Linked DNA regions of Homo sapiens: all the other regions are linked to region 1. Evidence: chromatin contacts called from ENCODE Hi-C or POLR2A ChIA-PET data. All regions are on one chromosome and are shown on one strand. The core of a region is the stretch at or near the end of the contact, and the rest is flanking DNA. Distances in the headings are between cores, read along the strand shown.

Region 1 (4,171 bases), core at 933-3,432:
AGGGTTCGGGACAGCATGAGGTAGGTGATTGGATTGTGGATCCAGGAAAGTAAGCAGCACTTATGGAAAGAAGCAAAAGTATTCAAAACAGAAGAGGACTAAAAACTCTCTTCCGATGCTATCTGGGACCTGCCTAACCTGTCCTATATGATACTCTGAGCAACAGCAATGTGTGCTTTAGAAAGTGCAGGTGAAGATGCTGTTGCACTTCAGTAATCACCTCCCATCTACAAACAAACCCCACAAGGGTTGCGGGAGCCAATGCAAATTTCCCATTTGTATGATTACAGCTGCTGCAGGAGGGTTACAATTCAGGAAACTCCTTGGTGGCTCTTGATATCTGGCTGAAATGGAATTTTTGACACTATTTTTGAAATGATCTGGTACTTATTCTGCTAAACAGTGGGTTTCAGATTTTGAACCAGCAGTAGGACTCATTAATACCCAGGCTGATGTTCTGAGAGCATGTGCCCCTTCAACTGATGTGGAAGCTCCTATGATTGCAAGACCCTGTGTGAGGCTGCTTGTAGGGCCCCAAGATAAATATGGTTCCATGACTGCTCCTCTGATGCTTATTTCCAGTCCCCTATGGATCACTTAATGGTATGATCTGGGTCTGAACCAAACAGACCCAGATAATGACATGACCACAGTTAATATTCCATATTTATGCCAAAATATTCTAATATATTAGACAAGAAAAAAAAAATGGAAAAATCAAGTCTTATTTAACACTGTGATGAGAATCCATATAGTGTGTAAAACAGATCAGAGCTGATTTGAATCACATGCTACCAGCTACCATCTACATAATACTGAGTAGTATACACCTCATTTCCTCATCAATGAAATCAGCAAAATAGAATAATTGACTCATTAACAGTTGTGAGAACTGAATGAGGGGCTCTAAAGGGTTTTGCACATTACTTGCCATACAGTAGGAAGGAACCTATAAGTGACAACCATCATTATTTGGAAGGACACATACCTAGTTGGAAAAAGTAGGTATGGAATCAGCCACTTGGGTTCAAATCCAGGCACTACCATGGTAGTAAAACATTTGAGTCTGTTTTTGCCGAGGAGAAATGAAAGTAGTCAAACTTATTCTATGGGTTGTACAATTATTGAATTAAATGAGAAGGTAACTGGCTCTTAGTAGGTACGTAAGACAGAGCAAACTAGTATTTATTTCAATGTTTCCTTCATTTATTTTGCATAACACGGTGGATCAGTGTTATGAAGAGAGTCACTACTGTCAGAGGCTACATTCCTCACCTTTAACATAGGGAATGTGAGACTTGATGACTTCTAAGGTAGTTTACAGCCTCTAAATCTTTACAAACACATTTAAGTATTTTTAAGGAATTGGGTGAATTAAAGAATCCTAGCAAAACTAAAAATACCTTCTGACTGGCAGTTTCTGGACATTCTGCCTTACATAAAGTGGTAAATTAAAGAGTGACTTTGATGGAGAAATATATTTCTTCTTTATCCCTTCTTAGTTAAAGCCCCTTATTTGATTTGTTTTGATATTGTTGCCTTTTATTATTTCCCAGAGTTATTTCTAGCCCTCCTTTCTCCAAAATGTAATAATTACTCAAAAGTTAATTCTGTTGTTGGTGTCACTAATGGACAATTTAGTTTATTAGTTTAGAACTACAATAAAGTCTCTGTAAATGTAAAAATAAAATTTGAAAATGCGTCATTGAAAATAATTGATTTTGTGCTTCAAAACATGACAGTTCTGCAAAGGAATATGATGATAATTTACTTTCTGTCACTTCCAAGGTTAACTGAAGGGAGAAAAAAATACAAAAAACATTTTTTCTGACAGGCAAACAGGCAAATTATAGACAAAACTGCAGGGCAGGGGGATAAAAAGAAAAAAGAAATCTTAAAAAAGCTGAGCTTCCAATCACCTCCCACCAGTCTCTGTGAAGGATGACTTCAGTCCCTTTCTTAACTAATTCTGTCACTGTAAAATCCTACAGTCATTCTTCCACACATAGAGGACAAATAAGCTCAAGAGGAGGATCTAGATGCTTTCAGTTTTAACTATTCACCAATGGTGGAAAAGGCAGAATGCCTAAGCTATGTCTTTGTGGCCAATAGGATAGCTCTGTATCTCTCACATGACTCACTGCCCCTGTCTTTCACATGGGCTGTAATTTAGTTCAATTCAGAACTGCAGATAGTACAGCTTCCACAGGAGCAAGGGATGTCTGAGCACAAGTGGCTGAGTTCCGAGTGACTTTATGAAGCACTTTCTACCTTCCTCTCCGGCATGAAAACAGGGATTCTGCACCTGCATCATGGACAGTCTGGCAAAAGCCTCTGCTCTGCCTCCGGGGACAAGAAACTAGAGCAAATAACCGTTTTGAAATTGTAAGTATACCTTTCTTTCCGTCAAGTGTACTGATTAAAATAGTTTTATGTCATAAACATCCAATATTTGAAGATTTCTTAAGGGTACTCTTTCATGTGTATATTGAAGGTTATTCAGCTGGCAGGAAAATATTCCAGGGACAATTGTTGCATACTTTATTCTGTTGAGGATAAAGAATTAAAAATAAAAGTCAGGCATTCCAAAGAGTAGCTGTAGGAGGCTGTGCGCTGGAACATCGCTCTAGTGTGCTGCTTTGTTCATAAGAAAAAATGAAGGCACACGCATATGTACTTAGTTCACTTCTTTTTGCTCTTTATGTCTAATCAGATTTGCTCTGTCCCCAAGAAAAATAAAAGACAAACTTTGCTGACTCCACTGACAAGGGCACCATAGACTTTCCAGACATCTGACAGTTATTATAATTAGCTATGAAAGACTGCAAAGACACTTGGGGGCAAATAGCTCTTAAATTCTGAACAATGGCTTCAAGCCAGGGCTTTATATGTTTTTTTAACCACCACTTTTAATTTTATAATAAGGATAGAGACTGAACTGGTTTCGGTGTTGTAGTCCACACAATGTGAAATAAAGTCCCAGCAGAAGTGAAGGCGACTGAAAGTGGCCAGTGTAAAGACAGAAGGAAAAGACAGCTTTCTGTCTTAGGATCTAGCCTTCCATGTATAAAGATTTTTTTTTTTTTTGAAATTCCTAATAGGGTGGAGTGAGGATGTGGGGGTGGGGAGGAAGCATGCGGAAGCTTCTTTATAGAAGAATGCTTGAAGAATAAAATAATTTGGCATTTCTTCTTTCTAGCAAGCAAAAGATATGATTAGCATCTAAGTTCCTTACATTCATAGTGAGGTTTTTTGATGGAGTTCAAACAGAAGCAACATACAATGCAGTTTTTAAATTTATAAAATAATTGGAAACAAATGGATAGAATGTTCCTGCATTACTGCTTTCTTTTTATATTCAGCTACAGTAATCTAGCAATACATTATGCCTTTACTTTTAGAATTATCCACATCCTTAAAAAGTTATAAGCTAAGTCTTATAAGAAATTAAAAGGCAAATCACACCAGTGTGATTATGACTGATGAAGATTTTGAATGACAAAGCCTCCAACAAAAAGAGTTTGTGAAAAACATTGTCCTCCTCATTTTTAAAAGAGAATATTAACTCCATCAATTATTGAAAGGAATTATTCAAAGGCTCCAGACATAACTAATTATGGCTTAAAGAGAGCTGCCAGAGCAGAGCCTGTGTTCTAATTATAAAAGTCCAAGACGTTAGGATTCATTTTCTTAAGGAGGGCTTGAAAATAAATACAAATTTTCACATAATCTTATAAAAATACACCATTTTTTTTCTTTGTCTGCTCTCATGTTATCTACACCTCCCCCACCGCCGCCCACTGTGTGCTGAGACACCTGAAGGCTAGACATAATGATCAACAGAGCTCCAGCCTGTCTGGACTCCAGCCAGATTTTTTTCCCCTTCTACAATCAAGGAGCTTGCACGCAATGCATGCCGAGCCTATTCCACTGCTATGTGCAGATCCGGGATGGAAGTCTTACACATACTGCGGAAAGATTAAAGACAACAATATCCCCTTTCTCTTACCCTAGACAGCCTCAATTTTTAACCCTTTCATTACCTTTGAAACCAAGACGTCTTACCCATTCAAAGGCAGGTCTCAAGGGACTTTGCAACTCCCGCACCACATCATACAGATGCACATGCCTCATTTGGTGTAGAAATCTCATCTCAACAGATCTTATCAGA
Region 2 (4,171 bases), core at 1,134-3,633, 1.9 Mb before region 1:
TTTAAGGCAGCGAGGAAGGGGTGTAGTCAGATCATCCTGCTGGAAAGGGGTGAAACCTGGGATTCACATCTGCCTCTTCCCTGTCTTCTCCTATCCTAAAAAACCTGTCAAGCCAGACACAGATGTAAGCTCAGTTCAAAAGATGACACCTAATGAAACACCAGATTAGTTGTCCTAAATTATGAGTCAGGAGCTTGGAGGCAGCAAGATCCCTTCTGAACTGAGAAACTGAGAGTAAGGGGAGGATTCATAAAGACGAGGGGGAATGAAGTCTGACCCTGAGGAGGCAGTGGGACCTAAGGAGGAGAGGATGGGTGAGGGAAAGCTTGCTCTTTCTCCTGAAGGAGGCATGCAGCCACTTACATCTGAATTCTTCTTAGCAGATATCCCTTCCACAAGATATTGTGGTAGAACTGATGTCACAGTGCCCTCTGAGTCTGTCCCCAGTGTTCCCAGGTATGAGTGGCTGATGTGCCGGGCAACCCGGTGTGGAAAATTTGAGGTGGATTATCAATTTTGTTCGATTAAGACTTGTTAACAATGAACTCCTCCATGAAGCAGGCACTGTTTCAGGCACTGCAAGAGATGCCATTCTTGGCCTTCGCAGTTTGTTGCATAGGCAGGAGAGATGGTTACATAAGCAGAATCTTATGTAATCTTATGCAGGGGCCAAATTGTAGTAAATGTTAAAAACCAAGCCCTCTTAGGGTTTAGTGGAGGGGGAGTGATTATTTTTGACGGGAGGGCTGAATCAGAAAAGGCCTTCGAGGAGATGACACTTGAGATCAGTCCCAGGAAGGAGCTGAAAGTCAAATAAGAGCAGCAGAAAAGAGAAGAAAGGGTCAGACTCGGAGGAGGGAGTAAAGGGAACAAGTATACCAAAATGAGTAGGAATGTGGGCTTTTCAGGGGACAAGCAGTCTGCCAGAGCCCAGGGTAGGAAGGTGGGGGCAGGAGATGAAGCAGGAAAGGATCATGAGGGGATTTGGATTTCAATCTATAGGTCATGGGGAGCCAGGAGGCATCGATCTGTGTTTTGAAAAGATCGCTGGCAGAACTATGGAGAAGGGAGAGGCTCAAGCCAGGGAGACCCCATAGTAGGTTGTAATTATTTGTGTCTGAAATAGATCATGAGCAGTGGGGACAGAAATGGGAGGGTATATTCAAGAGATAATTGTAACATCATAGGTCTCACAAAGAGGAGTCAAAGATAAGCCTGGGGTTTCTCTGCTTAGGGACTATATGGACGCTGTCCCCTTAACTGCCAAGAACACAGAGAGGCACATGTGTGTATGTGTTCAGTTTGATGTTGAAGTGGGGTCATGAAATAATTTATCATCTAACCAGGATGTTTCTGAGAGTGAAAGGGGCACTATCAGAATTAACCTGGGCCGTAAACCAGGACTATTTTGGGCAAACTGGGACATAAGGTCACCCTCGCTCAGGGTCCCTCTGGCACACGGAGATCCCCAGGAAGGATTTGGAAAATGGTCTTAGAGGCCGGGCGCAGTGGCTCACATCTAATCCCAGCACTTTGGGAGGCCGAGGTGGGTAGATCACTTCAAGTCAGGAGCTCGAGACCAGCCTGGCCAACATGGTGAAACCCTGTCTCTACTAAAAATGCAAAAATTAGCCGGGCACGGTACGCGCAAGTCCCAGCTACTCAGGAGGCTGAGGTGGGAGAATCGCTTGAACCCAGGAGCAAAGGTTGCAGTGAGCTGAGATCAAGCCACTGCACTCCAGCCTGGGTGAAAGAGCGAGACTCCATCTCAAAAAGAAAATGGTCCTAGAGCTCACAGAGGGTTGGGTATGCAGTGTTTAGGCTGCTCCTGTCAAGAATTTCTCCCACACCAATTACAAGATGGGCAGGGAAGAGAAGAGCCTAGGGAATGAATGGTCTGGACCTTCCCTTCACTGGCTTTTCAGCCTCCGGGCTTGGTTTTCCCCTGAAGACCCACCCCAGAGCCGCTTTTCTAATGTCTGAGCATGTGGTTGCTGGTGAGCGGTGCCCACATCCGGGGTGGAGTAGGGGGCTGCAGCCTCCTCCCCTAGAAGGCTAGCAGGGGCAGTGCTTGCCTGCCAGAGCCCAGAGACCATCAGAGACAGACCCAGTGTTGCTGGACTTCACCCCTTCAGGCACACCTCAGTCTGCGGGCTCAGAGAGTGTGAGTGATCCTGAAAGCTAGAGATGAACAGCAGAGAAGCCGCCGGGTGAAAACAAAGAATGGGGCAAGCAGACCAAGAGGGGAATATAGGAAGGGGGTTGAGGGGAAGTAGAAGTAGGTTATTTTAAAAATCACAGAGCTACTTGCTTCCTGGGCCATCATCTCATACCCAAGGGAAGTCTGTGGCCCAGAGCATATGCTGAATTTTCTCTGCTGAGGCCTGGGTGCTGTCCATGGGCCTTACTGAACTTGTCTGGATGAGAAGAAACAGCAAAGGTCAGAGCCAGGGACACTGCCTTAGGCCCGGTCTCCTGGGGTGCCCAGCCCGGTTTCAGTGACCAAGGCCAACTTCACAAGACTGCTCTTTCACCCTTCAGGAGGACTCCCCACAGGATTACACACAAGTCAACTAATAGAAACACTCACCCTTACAGGCTGGGAATCCTGGCCATGCTCTCTAACAGGTGTGGACAAAGCAGAAGAAGTCTTCCCTCTTCCTCCATCCCACCCCTGGGAGCCTTCTCTAACCTCCATCCCTAAGAGGACTTCCTCTCTCTGCACTGCTGGAGCCAGGGCAACTGTTACGTGGCTCCGTCTTGCCTTGCCCATGGGATTATGAACTTCTCAGGGCGAGGGGGAGCTTCTTTCTACTCATCAGGGTGATTAGCACAAGCCTGAAAACAGAGGAGATACTTTAAATAAATATCCAATGCTTCGGGCTAAATTGTTTTCGAGAGTAGGTTTATTTCTGCCCCTTTACAGGTTATATTTAAGTTCTTATAACTTATTTTTTCTAATTTTAATTTTTCTGTACAAAGAATCTTAACATTTTAAGTAAATTGTATTTGCCTTTTTATGTTTAATCATAAAAGCCATCTAATACATTACAGAATAAAGAAGTAGTCGTCATCTTGGACCTGCTACCCCTACACAACCAAACTTAGCCAGTGAAGGACATTTTCAAAAGTATTTATTTGTAATCTCATTATTTTTAGATTTTCTATTTTTAAATATTCCATTTCAGATATTCTTCACATTTTTTACACAGGTGTTTCAAAGTCGTATCTGTAATTAGAGTGTACACAGTATTCTCAATTAATATCATATAAATCCACATGAGTCTATGTTGCTTAATTTTCTAAACCCTTAAATATGGATATTTAGGATGTTTCTAGTATTTTTAACTGTTATAGAAATTTGTAATGAATAATTGCACTTATGACTTTTTTATATTGTTTTTATAACATAAATGCTCTTGTATAAGTACATATAAATATGTATTTATATACATATAAATATGTACAAATATAACATATTTATATAAATATGTATAAATATAACATTTATATAAATATGTTGTAAAACACGTTATAAATACAAATTTTGTAACAAAGGCAATGAAAATTTTTATTGCTTGATACAAATGTTTACAGTGATTAGCAGTTTAGAATGTCACTGGCATTGTATGAGAGTATAAGGTTCAACACAGTCTTCTTAGAGATGTTCATCGGTAACATATATTTTCCATTGTAATAGGCAGTGAGGTAAAATGGTACCTCATTTCAATTTGCACTTGTTTATAAATAAGATGGAAAATCTATTTATTTCCTAAGTGAACCATTCTAATCATGTCCTTCACATATTTATTATAATCTATGTATTTCTTATTAATTTGTACAAACTATATATTTAGGATGAGTCATGATTTATTCCACTTGATTCAAATATTTTTCCAAATTCTTTTCTTAGCTATTATTTATTTTAGTTTGACATTTTCATATAGTCAAATTTGTTGCTATTAGCAATTTCAGAGTTTAGAATGTTACTTTCTCTTTGACAATGTAAGAAGATTCAGTCTGTCATTAAAAAATAATTTTCATTAGTATTTTAAAATTTACCTGGTGTGTAATCGATGTTTTCATATTTCTATCCAGCTTTCCTAACATCATTTATTAAATTTAAAATATATATTTTTAAAACCTTGCTCTGTGTTGTGACATAGAATTT
Region 3 (4,171 bases), core at 779-3,278, 1.7 Mb before region 1:
AAAAATACAAAATTAGCTGGGGTTGTGGTGCACGCCTGTAATCCCATCTACTCGGGAGGCTGAGGCAGGAGAATCGCTTGAACCTGGGAGACGGACGTTGCGGTGAGCCAAGATCAAGCCATTGCACTCCAGCCTGGGCAACTAGAGCGAAACTCCGTCTCAAAAAAAAAAAATTTAATCTTAAGAGATCATTAATTAGCATGAGTTAATCATTTTTCTTTAAATCTTACATAATCCAGAAAGCTTCAAACGTGCCAGTTTTACTTCGACTCTTTCCACGTTTTCTTTCTGTTTGTCTCCCTCTGGTGGATTTAAAAAAATACTTGCTTTATTCTATTTATGAGCTTATTTTCCTTTTAAAATTGAAAAAGGTCTTTATGTCTTCTGTCATGTTTAATATATATTTCCAGTTACATTTTATTTTTATTATTTTGAATTATACATATGTTTAAAATTTTTATGTATTTGAGTTTGTCTGTCTTTTCTTTGACATATCTTGCTTTGTTTCTAAATTGAATGATCATTTTCCCATAGATGTGATAACTTTTTTTTTTTTTTTTCTTGAGACGGAGTTTCTCTCTTGTCCCCCAGGCTGGAGTGCAATGGCGCGATCTCGGCTCACTGCAACCTCCGCCTACCCGGTTCACGTGATTCTCCTGCCTCAGCCTCCTGAGTAACGGGGATTACAGGGGCCCGCCACCACGGCTGCCTAATTTTTGTATTTTTAGGAGAGACGGGGTTTCACCATGTTAGCCAGGCTGGTTTTAAACTCCTGACTGCAAGTGATCCGCCTGCCTTGGTCTCCCAAAGTGCTAAGATTACAGGCGTGAGCCACCGCACCTGGCCCTGATAAATATTATATTCTATTTTCTGATAGTTTCCTTATACCTTAATTTTAATTGAGTTTTAGAATGATTTTTAGAGTAAGATTTAGAATGAGTACTTTATCATCTGTTTGGTTGGTCTATATAATTGGAGCTACTTATGGTCTCTATCTCAGTGAATACTTCTTCAATATCTCTGTACTTTTTGCCTGTTTAAAAAACATTGTTGCTTTACAATATCTATTTATCTAGTCTTTCTCATTTATTTGGTTATTTTTCAGAATGTATTTGTAATATTTTTTCAGATTTCAAAATCTTATGGGGGCTGGGCGGCGCAGTGGCTCACGCCTGGCAGCTTACAAGGTCAGGAATTCGAGACCAGCCTGGCCAATATGGTGAAACCCCGTCTCTACTAAAAATACAAAAATTAGCTGGGCGTGGTGGTGCGCGCCTGTAATCCCAGCTACTCCAGAGGCTGAGGCAGGAGAATCGCTTGAACCAGGGAGGCGGAGGTTGCAGGGGCCACTGCACTCCAGCCTGGGCTGCAGAGCGAGACTCCGTCTCAAAAAAGAAAAAAAAAATTAAAAAAAGGGAACTTTTACTGAAACGGAGTTACATTGTACGGCGGCAAGAACCTTCAAGTTCTAGTTATGCCACTGCTAATTGTCTGATCTTTCACAAGTTTAACTCTAAACCTCAGTTCCTCATCTGTAAACGAGGGATAACATTAATATTTATCTCACAAGATTTTCAGGACTGTTTAAAAATTCATATAAGACATTTAGCATATTTCCTACGTGAACGCCTTGCATAGGAAACACTAGAAAAGTTAATTATTATGATTAACTTGGGGGCAAATATCCATTTACAATGTGAAGTCTTCGATGTAATGGCTTCTTTTAGATTAAAGACCGACAAGAGTGTCACTGTCATGCTTTTCGTTTGACACCCACTTCAACGAGGGGCCCGCTGCGCCCGCGACCGCCGCCCCTTCCTCTGGTCGGATTTAAAGGGGGCCAAGCTCCACGCTTTAGCAGAACCCGAGGAGGGGAGGGAGCGTTGCCTGGGAGATGAGGGTGGGGCGAGTCCAGCATTCAGAGACGGCTACCGGAGCCCAACCACCGGCACTTCCGGGGGGCGGGTGGAAGCAAAGGCGCGGCACCCGACGCGACGCCCAGCAGCCAATCAGAAGGCGGGGCGCCCATTCAAATTGCGGCCTTCTGGGGAGCCGGCGCTGGAGGTGGTGAGTGGCGTGGGGACTGTGTCGAGGGGGTCCCCAAGGTGCCGGACCCTGCGGAGGGGCGAAGTTTCGGCACTGGGGAGGGCGTGCGGACGCTTTCCCTACAGGCGACCACTGCTCTGCGGGCGGGTGGTCTTAGCTCCAGTCCCCCATTCAGTTCCTCAGCATTCCAGGTCGGCGGCGAAGGGGTCCCCGAACGAAGGGCGCAAGGCAGCGTCTCTGCTGGGACCGGGAAGCCGGACTTCAGGGCCTCTCGGCCCGTGGGCTTCTCCCCGAGTCTCCCCGAGTCGGTTGGCATTAAGAGGTAATTCTTAGTCATAGCCCCTGGTAATGACTAGCAGAGAAAGAACAGAATCACCGGATGTTTTGGTTTGGATTGTGCTTATTTTCCTTGTATTCCTTCCAGTCCTCTTTAAAATCTGATGGCGAAACTCCTCAAACAGAAACCGTATTGATTTGTGCAAATCGCAAATGGTTTTTAGTTGCAAGAGAATTTCCAGAATCTTCTTTTTGCCTTTAAATTCATTTCATAACAGGAAAATTCTGTATTTTGAGTTGAAACGTTGATGGGAGATGCTTATAAGCTGACGAATTTTTTTTGTAATGACTGTTATTTATGTAAAAATTTAAAAGCCTCATTTAAAAATGAACTTCCATTAATTTGTTCCTCGCTAGCAATAATCTTTGCAATAGTTTGAACCAGTGTCATTTTACAGGTTAGAACCCGGCATGCAAATTTAAAGTCTTGTTTACATCCTTGTAAGGAGTTGGATACAAAGCTGACTAAAAGCCAGGTCTCTTAGCTGTCACTGCTGTTCCCTTTCTTTAAAACGTTAATACCTGATAGATATTGTTGCTGTATATTTACATACACCTCTGTCTAATTTGTTGTCTTACTGCTAAAGGGCAGGTTGTCTGTTTATCTAATCTTGCATGGTTTTTCTCAACACAATTAATTTACAGTACTTATCGTACTTACTGCCTGTGGTACTTGGGAATAATCTGCCTCGTGACACCAATCAATTCAATCTTCTCTATAGGCATTCCTGTATTCAACATACATGGGCCGGACGCGGTGGCTCACGCCTGTAATCCCAGCACTTTGGGAGGCCGAGGCGGGCGGATCACAAGGTCAAGATATCGAGACCATCCTGGCCAACATGGTGAAACCCCGTCTCTACTAAAAATACAAAAATTAGCTGGGCATGGTGGTGGGCGCCTGTAGTCCCAGCTACTTGGGAGGCTAAGGCAGGAGATTTGCTTGAATACAGGAGGAGGAGGTTGCAGCAAGCCAAGGTCGTGCCACTGCACTCCAGCCTGGTGACAGAGCAAGACTCCATCTCAAAAAAAATATTTTTATAAAAATAAAATAAAATAAACCTTCTTATGGAACATTGGCAAAAAAAAAAAATACGTGTAGCAGGTATTTATAAAAATACTTTGCTCCACACTCTGATTTAGGTGCTAGGGTTTCCTTTAGTCCTTCCCATTCCCCACACTGGAAGTACTTGAAAATCTATGTTGGCATGCACTTTTTACATCTTCTAAGTCACTTGACACATTTGGCCTGATATATGGCTTATCAGTATATTTCTTCTAGACTAAAGAAATGGGAATTGTATTCTTGTCTTTGAAGTCTACAGTATCTATCAGAGGGCCTGGCACTAATGGAAACTTAGTCAATATTTGTTGAATAATGATGGTAAGTTCTCTGAGAGACTTGCCTGAAGTTGCTTGGAAGCAGTATCTGAGCTGCAGATTGTGATCTATTGTAATGTATGCCTCTGGGAATTTACTTACACAATGGGATGTTCTCTCTATATTTTTAAAGCTTGTTTGTAGTCTGTGTGATCTAAATCTTTTTTTTTTCTTTTAGTTTAGCAGATACTTTCAGAAATGGATACATAAGAAATGGCTGGAAATCAAATGAATGTCCAAAGAAGAGCTTAGGGTCTTAGTAACATTCTTTTTTAAAATAACTGTCTGCCAAAATGTCATTACACAGTACTCATAATAGAAATAACAGCGGTGATATTCTTGATATTCCTTCTTCCCAAAATAGTTCATCACTGAATGCCCTCACCCACAGTAGCCGACTTAAGCTGCA
Region 4 (4,171 bases), core at 894-3,393, 1.5 Mb before region 1:
TGGGCTCAGAGCCTGACCTGGGCTGGGAGGGATGGCCATGGGCTGGAGAGGTGGGGCTGGGCTGGGAAGATGGCCATGGAGAGGCTGGACTGGGAGGATGGCCATGGGCTAGAGAGGCTGGGCTGGGAAGATGGCCTGGGCTGGAGAGGCTGGGCTGGGAGGCTGGTCACGGGCTGGAGAGGCTAGGCTGGGAGGATGGCCTGGGCTGGGAGGATGGCCATGGAAAGGCTGGGCTGGGAGGCTGGCCATGGGCTGGAGAGGCTGGGCTGGGAGGATGGTCTGGGCTGGGAGGATGGCCATGGAGAGGCTGGGTTGGGAGGATGGCCTGGGCTGGGAGGATGGCCATGGAGAGGCTCAGAACTCACCACAAGAGGTGGGAGAGAGGATGAAAGCTGGGAGCTGAGTGTGTGTCAGTGTGTGCAGAGGGGCTGGGGAAGGAGAGTGAGCATGCTTGCACAAGCATTCAGGGTGGAGAAGGCCAAGGAGAGAAAAAGGGAGTGAGCAGGCAGGTGGAGGCTACAAAAGTGGCCCTGTGCAGGGTGCTGGGTACTGCTGAGAGGCTGTCCTCTAGGGGTGCCTTGCAGGAACCGAGAGCCTAAGTCTGTCTTGAGGACTGCTGGGTGCAGAGTACACTTCTCTGTGACCTGGCAGGACTATCTGGGTCATAAATCACAGATTGTTTGCACCAACGAGGACCCTATCTACTCAAGTAGACCAAGACGAAGGGAAAGAGACTCCAGTAGGATGGGAGGTGGGAGTGGGGTTTGGCTGGGAGGGTCCAATGCTGCTGCATTGAGTGACAGGTGGCTCCTGCTCTCTAGTCACTTTAGGAGAACATGGTCCTGTACAAAGTCCACTCTACAGGGAGCTCATTGGACATCAGGGTTCCATTCCAGCTCTAATGCTGGCCACCCTTAAGTTTGTTATTCTGTTTACTTTTTTTTTGAGACGGAGTTTCGCTCTTGTTGCCCAGGCTGGAGTACAATGGCATGATCTTGGCTCACCGCAACCTCTGCCTCCCGGGTTCAAGCGATTCTCCTGCCTCAGCCTCCCAAGTAGCTGGGACTACAGGCATGCACCACCATGTCCGGCTAATTTTGTATTTTTAGTAGAGATGGGGTTTCTCCATGTTGGTCAGGCTGGTCTCGAACTCCTGACCTCAGATGATCTGCCCGCCTTGGCCTCTCAAAGTGCTGGGATTACAGGCGTGAGCCACCCCGCCAGGCTACTTTTTTTTTTTTCTTTTAAATCAACACCCATCCTGCCTACAGTGGGGAGAATTCTCATGAGAGTAAAATGAGATGGTAAATAGTATTCTGTGGCTGGATTCCAAGTACCCTTCAGGTCTCTGTTAGGATAGCACTACCTCCAGGAGACCTCCTCAGACCCACAGTCTGGGTTAGGGGCCCACACTATGAGCTTCCATAGTAATTGATCCCTGGCAGATTGATTGTCAGTCAGTTTACCTCTCTGGCTAAGCTAATGATCAGGACTGGTTGGTCCCTGTATCCTATCCCAGCACGGTTCCCGGCACCACGAGCAGTTCAGTAAACCTTGGTTGGCTGAATTAAGTGTCGCTGTTGAGTCACTGCAGAATATAATGCAATAGTTACTGATTTGCTTTTTATATAACAAAATCAAAAATTGAGAGGCAAAGAACAGAAGTAAAATCCAGAAGACTCAGCTGCTTGGGGCATGTTCCCACCCTGGACTTGCCAACTTTCACTGTGAAACTGCAACATATTAAGTATTCGTCAGCTACGGACTTCGTGCCCATGGAATTTAATCTGCTACTTCCTCCCAGGCCAACACCTTGAGGCCAGAGGCAACAGAAAGAGGATTGAGTGAAGCAGGAAGCCTGCAAAGCCCTGGATTCCAATCCAGCTCTAGCTGCGAGGCGCTGGGCACGGGTCACTGCTCTGCGGCTCTGCTTGCTTGTCTGCAAGGTGAGTCAATGCGGCTGCCTCGAACGCTCTTTGATTTTTATTTACCTGAAACAAAAAAACTTGTGAAGCCAGCAATACAGGCTTAGGCAGTCACCCTAAGAGCTGGCTAGGATTAGGCAGCAAACAATCTTTTGGCTACAATGTCTAGCAGGTACGAATACATTAAACCAAACATGTAAAATAGCGTAATTTGTGCTGGATGCATGGCTAAGTCTGCATGGGTCAGTGTGTGGGCACAAGACTAAATCAAGGCAAGGAGCCACCCCAATAGCTCACGGAGCTGGTTAAGCACCTGTGTCATCATTATGGTAAAACAGAATCAGAAAAAGTGTATATGTGTGGTGGGGGAAGGCTGGTAGGGGAAAACCATTTATTGAATCATAGGTAAATTTTTGTTTGCCGGCTGGGCGCGGTGGCTCACGTCTGTAATCCTAGCACTTTGGAAGGCTGAGGAGGGTGGATCACTCAAGTCCAGGAGTTCAAGACCAGCCTGGCCAATATGGAGAAACCCTGTCTCTACTAAAAATATAAAAATTAGCTGGGTGTGGTGGTGCACGCTTATAGTCCCAGCTACTTGGAAGGCTGAGGCATGAGAATCGTTTGAAGCTGGGAGGCAGAGGTTGCAGTGAGCTGAGATCATGCCACTGCACTCCAGCCTGCGTGATAGAGCAAGACTTGGTCAAAAAAAATTAAAAAAAAAAAGTTTTTTGTTTGCTACTTTTGTAAAATTTTGTAGTGTATATTTTCCATTGCAATGTATTTGTAGCACAATTGACTGACTATTGCCACCATCTACTCTCTCTCAATGGTTCCTAGCTCAAGCACATTCTCTCTTAAAATTGTAAAATTATACCTAAGCACCTTACATTACGTTGTTGCTGAGCCCTTGGCCTTACATTATATTATTTTATTTTTTTGAGACGGAGTCTAACTCTGTCACCCAGGCTGGAGTGCAGTGCACAGTCTCGTCTCACTGCAACCTCTGCCTCCTGGATTCAAGCAGTTCTCCTGCCTCAGCCTCCCAAGTAGCTAGGACCACAGGCACATGCCACCATGCGCAGCTAATTTTTGTATTTTCTGTAGAGACGGGGTTTCACCATGTTGGCCAGGCAGGTCTTGAACTCCTGACCTCAAGTGATTTGCCTGCCTCAGCCTCCAAAAATGCTGGGATTACAGGCGTGAGCTACTGAGCTTGGCCAATTTTAAATGAACCTAATGAACTACCTAATATGTTTAACTATTACACAGATATAGTATTTAATATGTACCTAGTGTGTATTAAAAACATATAATAGCAAATATTTCCAATTTTGTTACAGCATTAATGACCCTCCATTCTAAAATTAGTGTGCTTATTGAATTGTATAAGAAATATTTTCAGAAAAAAATCAATTATTTAATATTTAAAGGGGTGAAAACAATTTTTTTTTCTGATATTTTTTTGGGCCAGGCGTGGTGGGTCATGCCTGTAATCCCAGCACTTTGGAAGGCAGAGGTGGGTGGATCACATGAGGTCAGGAGTTCGAGATCAGTATGGCAAAACCCCGTCTCTACTAAAAATACAAAATTAGCCAGGTGTGGTGGTGGGTGCCTGTAATCCCAGCTACTTGGAGGCTGAGGCAGGAGAATCTCTTGAAGCCAGGAGGCAGAGGTTGCAGTGAGCTGGGATCATGCCACTGCACTCCAGCCTGGGCAAAAAGAGTGAAACTCCATCTCAAGAAAAAAAAAAAAAAGATATTTTTTATGAACGCTTTTTGCTCATAGTAGTTGTAAGATGAACTTGTTGGCTATTCTTGGTAAAGTTGTTATTCCACACCTCCTCTGTGTATTTATTTAGTAGCTAAAAGTATCATCCTCAATCGAGTGGAGTATGTTTCAGATGAAGGCAGCTCTGGTGGTTAATCCAATAATCAAAAGGATGGTTGGCTTTTCCTTCTACACATTCCTTAAAAATCAGTGTATATTTTGAGATGAGAGTGAGCCATGATGTGTAGAAACTCTCCATTATTACTCTACACACTTTTGAAGAACAGATGTTCCAAATCAAGAAAGAAATGTGTTGTAGGCTAATAATTTCATTAATGCATAAAAGAAAAAAAAGCCTATTTCATTAGAACAGTGTTTAACATTATACAGAAATAAGCTTTGTCCTTTGTTTGCTGAGAACAATAGCACAATCCTCTGTGTAAAGATGATTTATCTCTTGCTAAACCACCCTAACTGTT
Region 5 (4,171 bases), core at 583-3,082, 1.5 Mb before region 1:
CTTCCACGCCCTTTCCGGGTGCGCCATCCTCCTGGAACCTTCACGGGTTCGCTTACAGGAAGCTCTCCAAACCCCGTCCTTTTTTAGGTTTTTATGAAGGCTTCATTACACAGGCATGATTGATTAAATCATTGGCCATTGAAGATCAACTTAACCTTCAATCCCTCTCTCCTCCCCGGAGGTCGGGGGGTGGGACTGAAAGTCCCAAACTCTAATCCTGCCTTGGTCTTTCCGGTGACCAGCCCCCATCCTGAAGCTACCTAGGGGTTGCCAGCCATCATCAGTCGCTTCATTAGCATACAAAAAGACATTTATTACTTTGCAGATTCCAAGGATTTTTAGCAGTTGTATGCCACAAAACGGTTCAAAGTCCAAATATATATTTCACAATATCACAACTATACTTGACAGTATTAAAGTGTCAGTTTAAGTGGTGGAATACTTACATGTTGTTTCATGGGATTAGAAAAAAAGCAATTTCTTCTTATCTCAAAATTCTCATTAAATATTGTCTGTAAAATTTTTAGGGCAGGCTGAGAGAGGTCCATAAGTATTAGTAAATAATCCCTATGGTTTCGATTGTGAAATTTCCCAGAGAATTTATTATTTAATTATGAGAAGTTATTTAGCTAGAAACATTGTGATGTACATGTAACTTCATTAAGAAAACATACTATGTAAATAAGCTGTTGTCATAGTTCTAGTTCTTTTATTTAAAATTTCTCATTTATAAATATCCTTTGCTAGGAAAGTGTCTGGTTTAGATTTCTGCATGCTTAACATGAAATCGAGTGCCTTGTGTACATTAGACACTGAATAAATATTTGTTGTTTGATTTTGTTGATATAACTTTGATTTTAAGATTTTACTTCATAATTTTCCCTTACAAGAAAAATTTCTAAATTTGCAATGAGTTTCTCGGTATTCTGTACTGGCGAGGAAAGAGTTGATCCTAGCAGAGCTCTTAGAATGGCCTGGTGGTTAATTTTTCATAAACAATATAAAGGGCCAGGCATTCATAACGTGGCAAACAGACTGATTAGCCAGGCTAAGGTACGGGGGCATTTAAATAAGATGTAATGATAATGAAGTATGTGTGTGGGCGTGTTTTACAGGACTGCTGCACCTGGATTACGCTCGGTTTCCTCTTCCAGTAGCCTTCAGGAAGGTTGGCAGTAAGACAAGTTTTTTTCTTTTTCTTTTTTTTTTTTTTGTTGCAACGGTACCACTAATTGCGGTTTCAAAGCAGGCTCCTCCCATAAATGCAAAGGATATGCGCCCATTATTAGTGCTTCCAAATTCAAAGGGATAACATAAGCACCTGTTTTAATAAATGTTGAGCATTTGGAGTTGAATGCTTCTTGATAGAATCAAAAGTGCCCTCAATGATCCACTTCTAGGTTTGAATTTTATTTCAAGACCTGGATTGCAAAACCTAGAGTGAAGAAAGCCCTAACATTGAATCCTCAGTTTCCCTCACCTTCTCTTCCAGCCCCTTTCTCTGCATCTCCCACGCCACGCTGTAGTACAGTCCCCCGTAACTTCCCGCCCCTTGGGTTCCACCTCCTGAGCGTCTTTCCCCCAGAAACCCTCAACCACTTTCATCTCCTTCAGTGCAGCCCACCAATCACGCCTGTTCGCCTCGAAAGCCCCTTTTTAGCAGGGCTCCAAATCCCCGCCTCCCCTGCCCTTGCTCCCCCGCCTCCGCCCAACGGCCCCAGTGATTGACAGGCAGGCCGGGCGGAAGCTGCGGCGCAGGCGCCCTGGCTCCTTAGCCCTCCCCTCTGGCCGGGTCGAGGAGTTCCCAGCAGACACTGCGCCGCGGCTGCGCAGTACACGGGAGGCTTTTAATTCCATTGTGGAGAGGACGGCGTTATTTTTATTAACTGGAGGCGACGGCGGCTGCGGCGGCGGCGGGACCCGTAAGTATTGCCGGTGGGTCCAGGAGGGAGAGGGCGAGGCCTGGGGAAGAGTCGCAGGACCATGCGTGCCGGTGCCGGAGGCGACTGGGCTGGGAATTAGTGCTGGGCGCGTTGCGGTCTGGGCGGCGGCGCGGCGGGGTCCTTAGCGCTGCGGTGGTCCCGGCCCGGGGCCCGGTTCCACCTCCTTTCCTCCCTCTTCCCTCTTCCTCCTCCTTTCTTCAGCCAGGCCTCCTCCGGGGTATGAAAATCGGCAGTGGGTTCCTGAGTGGCGGCGGAGGTACCGGCAGTAGCGGTGGTAGCGGCTCCGGCGGCGGTGGTAGTGGCGGCGGCGGCGGCGGCGGCAGCAGCGGCAGGAGGGCAGAGATGGAACCCACCTTTCCCCAGGGTATGGTTATGTTCAACCACCGTCTTCCCCCGGTCACCAGCTTCACCCGGCCGGCGGGGTCGGCCGCCCCTCCCCCGCAATGCGTGTTATCCTCCTCTACCTCCGCAGCCCCGGCCGCTGAGCCCCCCCCTCCGCCAGCCCCGGACATGACTTTCAAGAAGGAGCCGGCGGCGTCAGCCGCGGCCTTCCCCTCGCAGAGGACCTCCTGGGGGTTCTTGCAGTCTTTGGTTAGCATCAAACAGGAGAAACCCGCGGATCCTGAGGAGCAGCAGTCCCACCACCACCATCACCACCACCACTATGGGGGGCTGTTCGCTGGAGCTGAAGAGAGGTCTCCAGGCCTAGGAGGCGGTGAAGGGGGGAGTCACGGCGTCATCCAGGACCTCAGTATTCTCCACCAGCATGTCCAGCAGCAACCAGCCCAGCACCACCGTGACGTATTACTCAGCAGCAGTAGCAGGACTGATGACCACCATGGCACTGAGGAGCCAAAGCAGGACACTAATGTCAAAAAGGCAAAAAGGCCAAAGCCAGAATCTCAGGGAATCAAAGCCAAGAGGAAGCCAAGTGCATCTTCCAAACCTTCTTTGGTTGGAGATGGAGAAGGTGCCATCCTCTCCCCAAGTCAGAAACCTCATATCTGTGATCACTGTAGTGCTGCTTTCCGAAGCTCCTATCACCTGCGGAGACATGTCCTCATTCATACAGGAGAAAGACCTTTCCAGTGCAGCCAGTGTAGTATGGGTTTCATTCAGAAATACCTACTACAGAGACATGAGAAAATTCATAGTAGAGAGAAGCCATTTGGATGTGATCAGTGCAGCATGAAGTTTATTCAGAAGTACCATATGGAGAGACACAAGAGGACACATAGTGGAGAAAAGCCATATAAGTGTGACACTTGCCAACAGTATTTTTCAAGGACTGATAGATTGTTGAAGCACAGGCGCACATGTGGTGAAGTCATAGTTAAAGGAGCCACTAGTGCAGAACCTGGGTCATCAAACCATACCAATATGGGTAATCTGGCTGTGTTGTCTCAGGGAAATACAAGTTCTTCAAGGAGAAAAACAAAGTCAAAAAGCATAGCTATTGAAAATAAGGAACAGAAGACCGGTAAAACAAATGAATCGCAAATTTCAAATAATATAAACATGCAGAGTTACTCAGTAGAAATGCCTACCGTGTCTTCCAGTGGAGGCATAATTGGCACTGGAATAGATGAACTGCAGAAGAGGGTGCCAAAATTGATCTTTAAGAAAGGAAGCAGAAAGAATACAGATAAAAACTACCTTAACTTTGTGTCACCATTACCAGACATAGTAGGACAGAAATCCTTGTCTGGAAAACCAAGTGGCTCACTTGGCATAGTATCAAATAATAGTGTGGAGACCATTGGTCTTCTCCAAAGTACAAGTGGCAAACAAGGTCAGATAAGTAGTAATTATGATGATGCCATGCAGTTTTCAAAGAAAAGAAGATATTTACCAACTGCCAGCAGCAACAGTGCCTTTTCTATAAACGTAGGACACATGGTCTCCCAACAGTCTGTCATTCAGTCTGCAGGTGTCAGTGTTTTGGACAATGAGGCACCATTGTCACTTATTGACTCCTCAGCTCTAAATGCTGAAATTAAATCTTGTCATGACAAGTCTGGAATTCCTGATGAGGTTTTACAAAGTATTTTGGATCAATACTCCAACAAATCAGAAAGCCAGAAAGAGGATCCTTTCAATATTGCAGAACCACGAGTGGATTTACACACCTCAGGAGAACACTCAGAATTGGTTCAAGAAGAAAATTTGAGCCCAGGCACCCAAACACCTTCAAATGATAAAGCAAGTATGTTGCAAGAATACTCCAA
Region 6 (4,171 bases), core at 461-2,960, 1.2 Mb before region 1:
CTTTCATCTTGGGAAGTAGTGGATTTAAGTAACTGTTGAAAATTTGATTTTTGGGCCAGGCGCGGTGGCTCACCTCTGTAATCCCAGCACTTGGGGAGACTAAGCGGGTGGATCACTTGAGGTCAGGAGTTCGAGACCAGCCTGGCCAACATGGCGGAACCCCGTCTCTACTAAAAATACAAAAATTAGCTGGGCATGGTGGCTGGCACCTGCAATCCCAGCTACTTGGGAGGCTGAGGCAGGAGAATCGCTTGAACCCAAAAGGTGGAGGTTGCAGTGAGCCAAGATCGCACCATTGCACTCCAGCCTGGGTGACAGAGTGAGACTGTCCAAAAAAAAAAAAAATTTTTTTATTATTATCTGTGGATTCAGCATTGTCATTAATCCTCCATTAACAGAAGGAAATCAGGAATAGCTTTGTAAGTTCCAAAATAGTGAAATACATCACAAATAGCAAACTGGTAGTCGACCTGGCAGTGGCCAAAGCCAATGATGACTTTACAACATCTCACTTCTACATGAGGCTTTTTCAAGATTTTAAAGCAAACACTTCTTTAAGGCATTAGACACATCTCTAAAAACCAATTCTTGAAAGGCCTGTCTTTCTCCAAGTCTACTGTATAATTATTACAGTAAGATTTATAATTTATATAATTATAGAGTTGCTTCATTTTATCTCTATCTTTTGTGCTTCATTTTAAACTTAATGAATGTGCCATTTGGATGCAGAAAGGTTTTTTAAAGAAAAAATGCATAAATGTTAGATTGTGTGCACAGAACAACTGTTTATCTGATGTGATTATTATGGATTGCATGCCTGTATCAAAACATTTAATGCTATCTCAGGATTATCAATCTTAATCCCACTTCTGCATTGGTTGGTGGTGGAAGTGGGATAAGAGCCTAGTACTTACTCTCACTGTTCAGATGACCTTAAGAAGTCCACTGGATTCTAAAGTTTTGCCCTCACAAGCTGCACTTCCACCCTCCTGAAGCTTTATTGAATCTTAGTCCCGGAGTTGTAAACATAGATATTCCTAAATCTCAGTTCACAAAGGGGAACCACCCCTCCTTGGAGGCTGGAATGCGTAGAAACCTTGTTGGGTAGGTAAAATAAAAGCATCTTTTTAAGCTTCTGAGAGAGCTTCCAGCCACTAAGGCAGGTGCCAGAAGAGAAGACGTGGGTAGATAGCAGTCAACATGAACTGGACATTAGTGTGTGAACAAGCAGCTTACTGACTTGTCCATCATTATCTCTAGAAGACCCTTCCTAAATGTTCTGCTGAAACTCTCATAATGCCTTTCTTTTTAAAAATTTACTTATTTCTTTATTTTTAAAGATAGGGGTCTCACTATGTTGCCCAGGTCAGATTCAAACTCTTGGCCTTGTGTGTTCCTCCTGCCTCAGCCTCTGCAGTAGCTGGGGCTACAGGCATGTGCCACTGCATCTGGCTCTCCACAGCTCCTTTAATGACCAGTTTATCTACTTGCAAGTGGTGGACAGTGGTGGGGCCACCAGAGACCACCACCATCTCTCTGGTACTTGAGTATCACCCCATTGCTCTCTGGTGACTCATCAGGGCTGGTGATTATTGTTATCAACTGAACCCAATGCACAGCCACAGGTTCCCTCCCACACTGCAAGACTTTGCATGTTTTGGTCTAGAGGCAGTTAAGAGAGGATGTCAAGTGTGAGCCCAGCTATCAGTAAGTAGGAAGTCTAACACAGGAAATAACACCATCTGTGAGGCTGGCAATAGCACACTCCCACAAAAGTACTCTTAATCATGCTTACACACACACACAACTTCAGGACTGCTGAAACAACCCTGAAAGGTACATATATTGAGGAGCTGGAGGAAGCAAGAGCAGACAGGGAACCCCTGTGGAAGGAAAGATACTTCTGGAAATAATGTGGTGAAAGTGAAAAATATATTTGTAAAACAAAAATATCCAAAATTATTTTTCTTACCATAATTTGCATAAATAACACACCAATTTAAGAATGCAACTGAATCACAGAATAACATTTATGTCAGTGCAATTTTAGAATCCTCTTTTTGACATATGAACTAATTTTGTTCTTTTTTCTTAATTAGAAAATTCAAATCTTACATGATTAGGGAATGAAATAATTATAATCATAATTGTCTTTGCTTTCATCTGTGTTTGATTTTCTATCTACTTCTCTTTCCTTTTCTTTTCCCTCCATCCCTCTATCTCCCCCTCCATACCTTTCCTCCTTCCTTTTATTTTTTCTTACCTAAAGTAAGAAACAAAGTAAGTACTTGCTCATACATTATTGTCTCATTCTTAGTACATTTTCAATTCCTGCTTAAAATGCATTCTTTCACTATACCTGTTTTAAAAAATGTATTAAACAGCTACTAGATGTATAGATGTCTAACCAGCAACCTCTCTGGCAGGGAGCCGTAAGGTTGATGGCATAATTACTGTCATTCTGGATTTCCCCATCATTTTGACCCTATAGGGCTTGGAACAGCTGGGTTGGAAAGCCCCTACTGTGCATAATATCCTGTTCTGGGTTTTCTGCCAGAGCTCGTACCCTCTGTTGACTGCACATCACAGCAGTGCAGGGATGCTGCGACATTCTCAGAGCCAACATTCTCCTATGTGGCTCAGGGGAAGCACCAGCTTATTTGGTATTAGGGTTCAGTATGTCATGGAAGGATTTCTTTTTAACTATGTGAAAAAAGCATGTGGAAAGAATGTACTTTTAACAGGAGCATGAGTGCTACCTTGAGGAAAGTGTTAGCTGAATTCACAGAGAATCTGTAATCATCCAAATGCTATTCCACTCTACTTAGACTTCCATTTCTTGTAAGGACAACTACTCTAAAGTAGGCTTTAGATAAGTACTACTGCATATAAGTAACATGCAAAACACCAGCCAGGAAAGTAGCAAAAGGAATAAACGAAAGCAAGAGTGTAATTAAGATTGGCAATGCATGAATTATTTTCACTGTTTTAATTGTCAGGGACACTGGCAAATAGAAAGGCTAACCTTGCAGATGTCATTGCTACCTGGTTTGCTGGGGAAAAGAGGATCTTCCTCTTGGGCTGTGGTGCAGGAGAGAGCCTGTTGCCAGTTTCTCAGCATCCTCTGATGAAACCAGCAAAGACTAATTAATCTTTTCACAGTCCTTGCAGAGCATACCTTTTGGAGCATTAAACTCTCAATGTAGTGACCATAGCTGAATGGCAGTTCATTCTGTTGTTAGAATGTCAAAGGCAAATGCAAAATTCTCACATAATTTTTGGGTGCATAGAAAAACGAAATAGAAAAAAAATCCACAAAAGTTGGGAAAACTATGAAAAAAATGGGATATTTGAAAATTTTATCATTTAAATATTCCTCCCTTCCCCTAAAACAAAACAGATGCCCAAAAATCAAACCACTTGTTCAAATTCATCAGTATTTTAAAATGGTATTTTGGGGAAGTTAACCTGGTACTCAAGGTTTTAGTTTGTTTCCTGTTTGTTACTGTAATATTTCAAAACACATTTTTGTAGTTTCTTAACATTCTTATATGAACATAAAAATTATCAGGCACGTTTTTGCCTTCTTGCTAAATATATTATCTCTAAAGATAAAAAATAACTGGAGTTTGGACTTGGATCATAACAGTAACATATGGAAAACCTTTATGTAGATCATAACTATCAGAAAGTAATGAACTAATTACTTAAATATATAGATCTGAATACATTCATTGCACATGTTAAGATTGGGAATTCCATGGGATTTATGATTTGTACATGGTTCAGATTCAGGACTTGTTAGGATTTGCTTTGGAAATCTCTTTATGTTGCCCAAATTGATGCTGAAATGCTAGAGAACTTCTGAGGCCTTGAGAGTCCCCCACCCAGACTATCAGTTCATACATTCTCTTTTTCAGCAGTCTCAATTTACATGCACTAATTGGTAGCTAATGTGCTCCCAAAGGCAAATAAAGGTATTTGTTGCTTTAAAATCCTAAGTCTTTTTCTTTTTCCAACATGTGCTTGGAAAGAGAATAAAACTTTGCATATGTATGTCTGGGACTCCTGGATCTGATTAAGACCCTGGTAATATTACTCTGTATTCACACAGTTCTTAGGGTCCTCATTGCTTGGCTGGGTGTTGAGCGCATGACTATTGCAGCATGCA
Region 7 (4,171 bases), core at 594-3,093, 1.2 Mb after region 1:
TACTGTTCAAGGGTATGACTGTCATTTAAAATAAAATCCCAACAATGGATGAGGAAAACAATTGTATTATTATCTCCTCACACCAAATTAAAAAGTCCTCAATATGGTCACCCCAAGTAGGGTTCCTTTCTTTGGAAATAATTAATTATAATGAAAGGAGAAGTTTGAGAAATTCAGTAACAGTTGGGGCAGAAGTGGCTTTTAGCTTACGAATTTTTTTTTTCAAGGCTTTGGAGTATGGTCACTTATGCAGAAAAATCTTTATTTGGGAAAAGAAAACTTATGTAGTATAGTTTGCCTAATTGTGAAACTGAAATTCACAGAATAATTTCTCAAAAGATAATACAAATTTGTAGCACCTGTTTTACTTGAACATCACACTGCTCATGTGATGTACAAGTAATAATTCCCATTTTACAAATGTAGGAACCGAGAAACTGAAGTGTCTCACCCCGAGTCAAGCTATGACAACACTTTATGATAAACACATTTTTTTTTTGTTTGTTTGTTTCCCAGTTATGGCCCGTCCTCATTTTTTACTAACAGGCCCATGGCTATACAATATTTCTGATCCTGTTGACCAAGTAGTACCCAATTTTGGCAAGAAAGTTTAAGGTTATATAACTGAGTGCAACTTCAGGTTCTCTGACTCTTGAGTTTTTTAATTCTTAAGACTCCTTTTCTGACTTTTATGTCTTATGACTCACACTACATTCATACCACATTTGGTTTCCTCTCATCATCTTAACTTCTGCATGAATAAAGTCTGAAGTAACCACCTTTTGGAAGAAACACTGTGGCTATGTGTCAAGGGTGGCAGTGTTAGCTGGGAGAAGGCCTTTCCCAGAAGATCTCTGTGTAAGAGCCTGGCCTTCCACAGTCATTTGAATGTCCATCATAAGACTTTTCTACCTGTCTTCTCAGTAGATCCTAAATATGAGACAGCAGAGGAGGGAGACAGGCAATATGAGGTAGAAGTAAATAATCAGCATCAGATAGACCTGGTGTGAACTCCAGCTTTGCCATTACTCCCTGGTTTCTTCATCTGTAAAATGCTGATGAAAGTATCTATCACACACCTATGACAAGTACTGGGTGAGAGTGCACATAACCTGCTTCACATGTGCTTTAGGGCTGTGTAAATCAGTCCCTCCCACGCTTATTCAGTGGTGCCCTCTCTGAACTCGCCTAAACTGCCAGACTATGAGGCCTGCGACTATGTACATGTGTTCAAAAGTTAGTCCTTGGTTATCACTGCAGTCTGTGGTATAGGAATGTCTGCCTCCCACATGCGCAGACAAGTGGGGCACTACCATTTGGCTACTTGACAGGGCTATTTAGCAGGTGCACATGTCTGAACATTCCTGAATCAGGAGGGGGTAGCTCTGGATTTCAGAGAGCTGTAAGCAGGCCACAGCTGGAGTGACGCAAGAGCCAGGGGCATCAACTTGAGCTCTGAATTTGTAGTATGAAATGAAAGGAACCCAAGTCCGTGTGTATGTGTGTGGAAAACACTGCAGGTCGAGGTACTTTTCCAGGTACTTCGCCCTTTGTGGGGTTGCAGCCCCGACGCCCTGGAATCTGGACTGGACCCAGAAAGGAAGCCGGTTTGGTTCATGCTGAGGACACAGGGGGCACCTTGCCTTTCTGGCTAGGTGGCAAAGCGGTACGTGGGCCATCCCAGCAGGCACTAGCGCTCCCCCTGCACCCTCTGGCCGCCCGGGCGCGGGGACCTGGCCCCCGCCTCCTCCACAGTCTCCGACTTGCGAGCCGCACGGCCCAGGTGAAGCCGCTGGGCGCGTCCCCGCGCGCCCCTTCCCCCTCCCGGCGACTTCCTGATTTGCAAGAAGGTGCAGGAGCCGCAGCGGGCGGCCCCGGTCGCAGGAACTGAGAGGCCTCAGCTTTGGTGGCGGCTACCGGCGGAGACGGGGGCGGCGGCCACGCCACCGCTGCTGTCACAGAAAGGCTCTGGTGGGTGGGGTGGGAGGCGGGGAAGTGCCGGGGGCGCAGCCGACATGGGCCCGCCGCCACGGCTGCTGTGAGCAGCCTCTTTCCCTGTGTGGCCGCCGGCGTGGGCGGGGACGGCGCGACCCTCGCGCGGCCGGGCTGCGGGCTTCCAGGCCAGCGCGCGGGGGCCGGACGGACAGCCCCACACCGACATGTAACCATGGACTGCAGGACCAAGTGAGTGGGGGGGCCCGGGCGCGTCGGGGGCGGGCGTCCCTCGGCGGCCCCTCCCAGGCCAGCTCGGCTCCTCCGCGCCTCCGCGCTCAACCGGCTCCCCGGGCGGCCGAGGTTGGCCGGGCGGGCTGGGGGTGCGGTCCGGCCCCCAAGCCTCTGGCCGGCCGGCGGGACGGCGCTAGGCCGCAAAGCCTGCCCGCCCTGCGTCCCCGGCCCTCCGTGGTTGGCGCGGCTCCTCCCGGAGAGGCCACTAGCGCCTTGTCGACGCCCGCCTTTCGGGGGACAGGGGAGGCCGGGCGGCCCCTGACACCGCCGCTGAGGGGTTCTCGTGCTTCCCCCGAGTGTGTCAGATGTGACTCTCCTGGGGCTGCCTGTGTGCGTGTGGTGTCCGGGAGGGAGTCAGCGTTGAGGTTAAGAGGTTATTATTCCGAGTGCTCTCTGAGCATTAAATATAACCGGTGTTTTCTTAAGTCCGTTTGTTACTTTTGTCTTGGATGTTTTCTTATGATTCTGCTTATAAAATTAGATTGGTCTCTGGTGTTTCTTTATGCAGCAACTGTAGATGCATGGTTCTTGCAAAACGGTATCCAATTAGAGGGTACTTTTATGTGTGTGCTAAAGTATTTATCAACGACTACTTTGCTCAGGAGATTAGGTAAAAAGCAATTTTAATAACGGTGGTGATTTTGTTTCTAGGTATCTTAGAGGCATGAGTTTTATATTTTTCTTCTGAAACTTAACTTTGGAAAGAATTCCTTTTTACTTCGCTTACCCACCCTTTACTATCTCCTTCTCAAAAAGTTTAAAATAATGCCATGTATATTTGTATTATTGTGAAAGGCCGTTTGAATTTCACAGAAGTAAAACTGAGTCAATATTTAACTTTTACACCTAAGAGAAATTCTAAAGAATATTAGGGAAAGAGGGAAATTATGTAATAGAATTATTTTCTTCAGTGTGTTTGACATCATGGTGGGCAGGGTAAGTGAGTAAAAATAGTATGCTTCTTGACATTAATTGTTTTAAGAGGGAGGAAGTCATCTGAGCCCAGATTATTCCCATTGAAACAAGTTAATAGCGGAAAGGCTAAAAAAATGTATATTTGCATGTTAATTTATATGTCTTGTCACTTCCTATGTTTCCAGATTCATATCTTATAAGAAAAGCTTCCAAAAAAAGAAATGCTTTTTTTTAAAGTCAGAGCTGGCATTCGTTTCTTGAAGGAAGTACATATTAAATACAGCCAATGTACAAAGGCACTAAGGTCTTGTTAGCAGGAATAACTGAGATATTAACACATTGGCCGTTGTGGTAACAGACTTAATCTTTTACCTTATGATGGAACGAGAGATTTAAACAGCAATGTTATGAAGAAAAAGTGTCTCAGTATATTTCAGTTCACTTTTTGAAATTTAACCAATGTTGCTTTGAAATTTTGCAAATATGGCAAGTTAGTAAAAAAGTCAATAACTTCTGAATTAAGCAAAGTAAACTTACAGTTTCTAGTGGGAAAATCTAACATGGAAGCAGATGGCTGGTTTCTCCAAAGATAATGGATAAAAAGAAGGCTTTTTATGTTGCTAGCCTTAGAGCTATGAATAGTTTGCTACTTTAAATATGCATAAGTACAGTAAATACATTTTAAGAAAAGTATATGCAACGTATCACATTCATGGAGCATTATCAATGTTTTATGGTGATCTAGAACTTGGCAGGTGGAACCATGTATTCATCATTTACACTTATATTGCAAGTCCTTTGGAGACAGCCTGAGAACCTGTGTCAAACTCTGTTGGCAGGGTATAATGACACTTAGGGACACTCTGGCTTTTAAATTTGATCCAATAAGATAAAACCAATACTTTGCATTTTTGTAGCACTTAGTACTTAATGAAGTACTTGCACATATGTTATTTGATTTATAATCCTCACTATTATTCTGTGAAGTGGACAAGGCACCTCATAGGTAAGGGAGAACAGTCTCAGCGTT

The links. Hi-C counts contacts between places; a loop is a spot of excess contacts on that map. ChIA-PET counts read pairs that join two places held with the same protein, here RNA polymerase II (POLR2A). Pooled maps may share reads with other maps.
Region 2: a pooled map shows a loop between it and region 1 (4-fold over the local background). The contact joins the enhancer-like site here to the promoter of MIR181A1HG in region 1. A Hi-C loop is called at or near these places in 4 of 37 single-sample maps with no recorded cell type and 5 of 50 pooled maps.
Region 3: a pooled map shows a loop between it and region 1 (5-fold over the local background). The contact joins the promoter of KIF14 here to the promoter of MIR181A1HG in region 1. A Hi-C loop is called at or near these places in 1 of 37 single-sample maps with no recorded cell type and 7 of 50 pooled maps. POLR2A ChIA-PET finds 5 or more read pairs at or near these places in 1 of 52 experiments (activated T-cell).
Region 4: a map with no recorded cell type shows a loop between it and region 1 (2.6-fold over the local background). The contact joins the enhancer-like site here to the promoter of MIR181A1HG in region 1. A Hi-C loop is called at or near these places in 1 of 168 maps with a recorded cell type or tissue (endothelial cell of umbilical vein), 1 of 37 single-sample maps with no recorded cell type and 5 of 50 pooled maps.
Region 5: a pooled map shows a loop between it and region 1 (4-fold over the local background). The contact joins the promoter of ZNF281 here to the promoter of MIR181A1HG in region 1. A Hi-C loop is called at or near these places in 2 of 37 single-sample maps with no recorded cell type and 10 of 50 pooled maps. POLR2A ChIA-PET finds 5 or more read pairs at or near these places in 1 of 52 experiments (MCF 10A).
Region 6: a pooled map shows a loop between it and region 1 (4-fold over the local background). The contact joins the enhancer-like site here to the promoter of MIR181A1HG in region 1. A Hi-C loop is called at or near these places in 2 of 37 single-sample maps with no recorded cell type and 8 of 50 pooled maps.
Region 7: a map of OCI-LY7 shows a loop between it and region 1 (4-fold over the local background). The contact joins the promoter of DENND1B here to the promoter of MIR181A1HG in region 1. A Hi-C loop is called at or near these places in 4 of 168 maps with a recorded cell type or tissue (CD8-positive, alpha-beta T cell, OCI-LY7 and naive thymus-derived CD4-positive, alpha-beta T cell), 4 of 37 single-sample maps with no recorded cell type and 10 of 50 pooled maps.

What each region holds. Positions count from the first base shown.
Region 1 is chr1:198,935,440-198,939,610 of GRCh38, reverse strand. MIR181A1HG (MIR181A1 host gene) reads left to right here and starts at 2,182. Exons shown (of 3, transcript NR_040073.1): 1 at 2,182-2,385. RefSeq lists enhancers at 1,882-1,931, 2,332-2,391.
Region 2 is chr1:200,868,128-200,872,298 of GRCh38, reverse strand. No RefSeq gene overlaps it. Among named protein-coding and RNA genes, the nearest start is that of GPR25, 2.8 kb to the left of the region's middle. Within about 2 kb of position 2,383, at least 2 of the 41 ENCODE cell types and tissues checked have a DNase peak (open chromatin) inside an H3K27ac peak, as active enhancers do.
Region 3 is chr1:200,618,608-200,622,778 of GRCh38, reverse strand. It overlaps KIF14 (kinesin family member 14), which reads left to right and starts at 2,028. Exons shown (of 30, transcript NM_014875.3): 1 at 2,028-2,368; 2 at 3,941-4,171. The coding sequence starts at 4,056. RefSeq lists a silencer at 1,941-2,090 and an enhancer at 2,259-2,760.
Region 4 is chr1:200,475,788-200,479,958 of GRCh38, reverse strand. LOC124900414 (a long non-coding RNA gene) reads left to right here. Exons shown (of 3, transcript XR_007066784.1): 2 at 1,805-1,946. It overlaps LOC124904480 (a long non-coding RNA gene), which reads right to left. Exons shown (of 2, transcript XR_007066783.1): 2 at 1-1,991. Among named protein-coding and RNA genes, the nearest start is that of ZNF281, 68 kb to the right of the region's middle. Within about 2 kb of position 2,143, at least 4 of the 41 ENCODE cell types and tissues checked have a DNase peak (open chromatin) inside an H3K27ac peak, as active enhancers do.
Region 5 is chr1:200,407,697-200,411,867 of GRCh38, reverse strand. ZNF281 (zinc finger protein 281) reads left to right here and starts at 1,832. Exons shown (of 2, transcript NM_001281293.2): 1 at 1,832-1,922; 2 at 2,145-4,171. The coding sequence starts at 2,163. RefSeq lists enhancers at 1-578, 1,254-1,303, 850-1,427, 1,428-2,005, 2,006-2,583 and a silencer at 1,644-1,823.
Region 6 is chr1:200,151,855-200,156,025 of GRCh38, reverse strand. All of the region lies in intron 7 of NR5A2 (nuclear receptor subfamily 5 group A member 2), which reads right to left. Among named protein-coding and RNA genes, the nearest start is that of NR5A2, 130 kb to the right of the region's middle. RefSeq lists an enhancer at 2,351-2,420. Within about 2 kb of position 1,710, at least 5 of the 41 ENCODE cell types and tissues checked have a DNase peak (open chromatin) inside an H3K27ac peak, as active enhancers do.
Region 7 is chr1:197,773,152-197,777,322 of GRCh38, reverse strand. DENND1B (DENN domain containing 1B) reads left to right here and starts at 1,843. Exons shown (of 23, transcript NM_001195215.2): 1 at 1,843-2,184. The coding sequence starts at 2,168. RefSeq lists an enhancer at 626-675 and silencers at 1,050-1,344, 1,636-1,835, 1,986-2,495.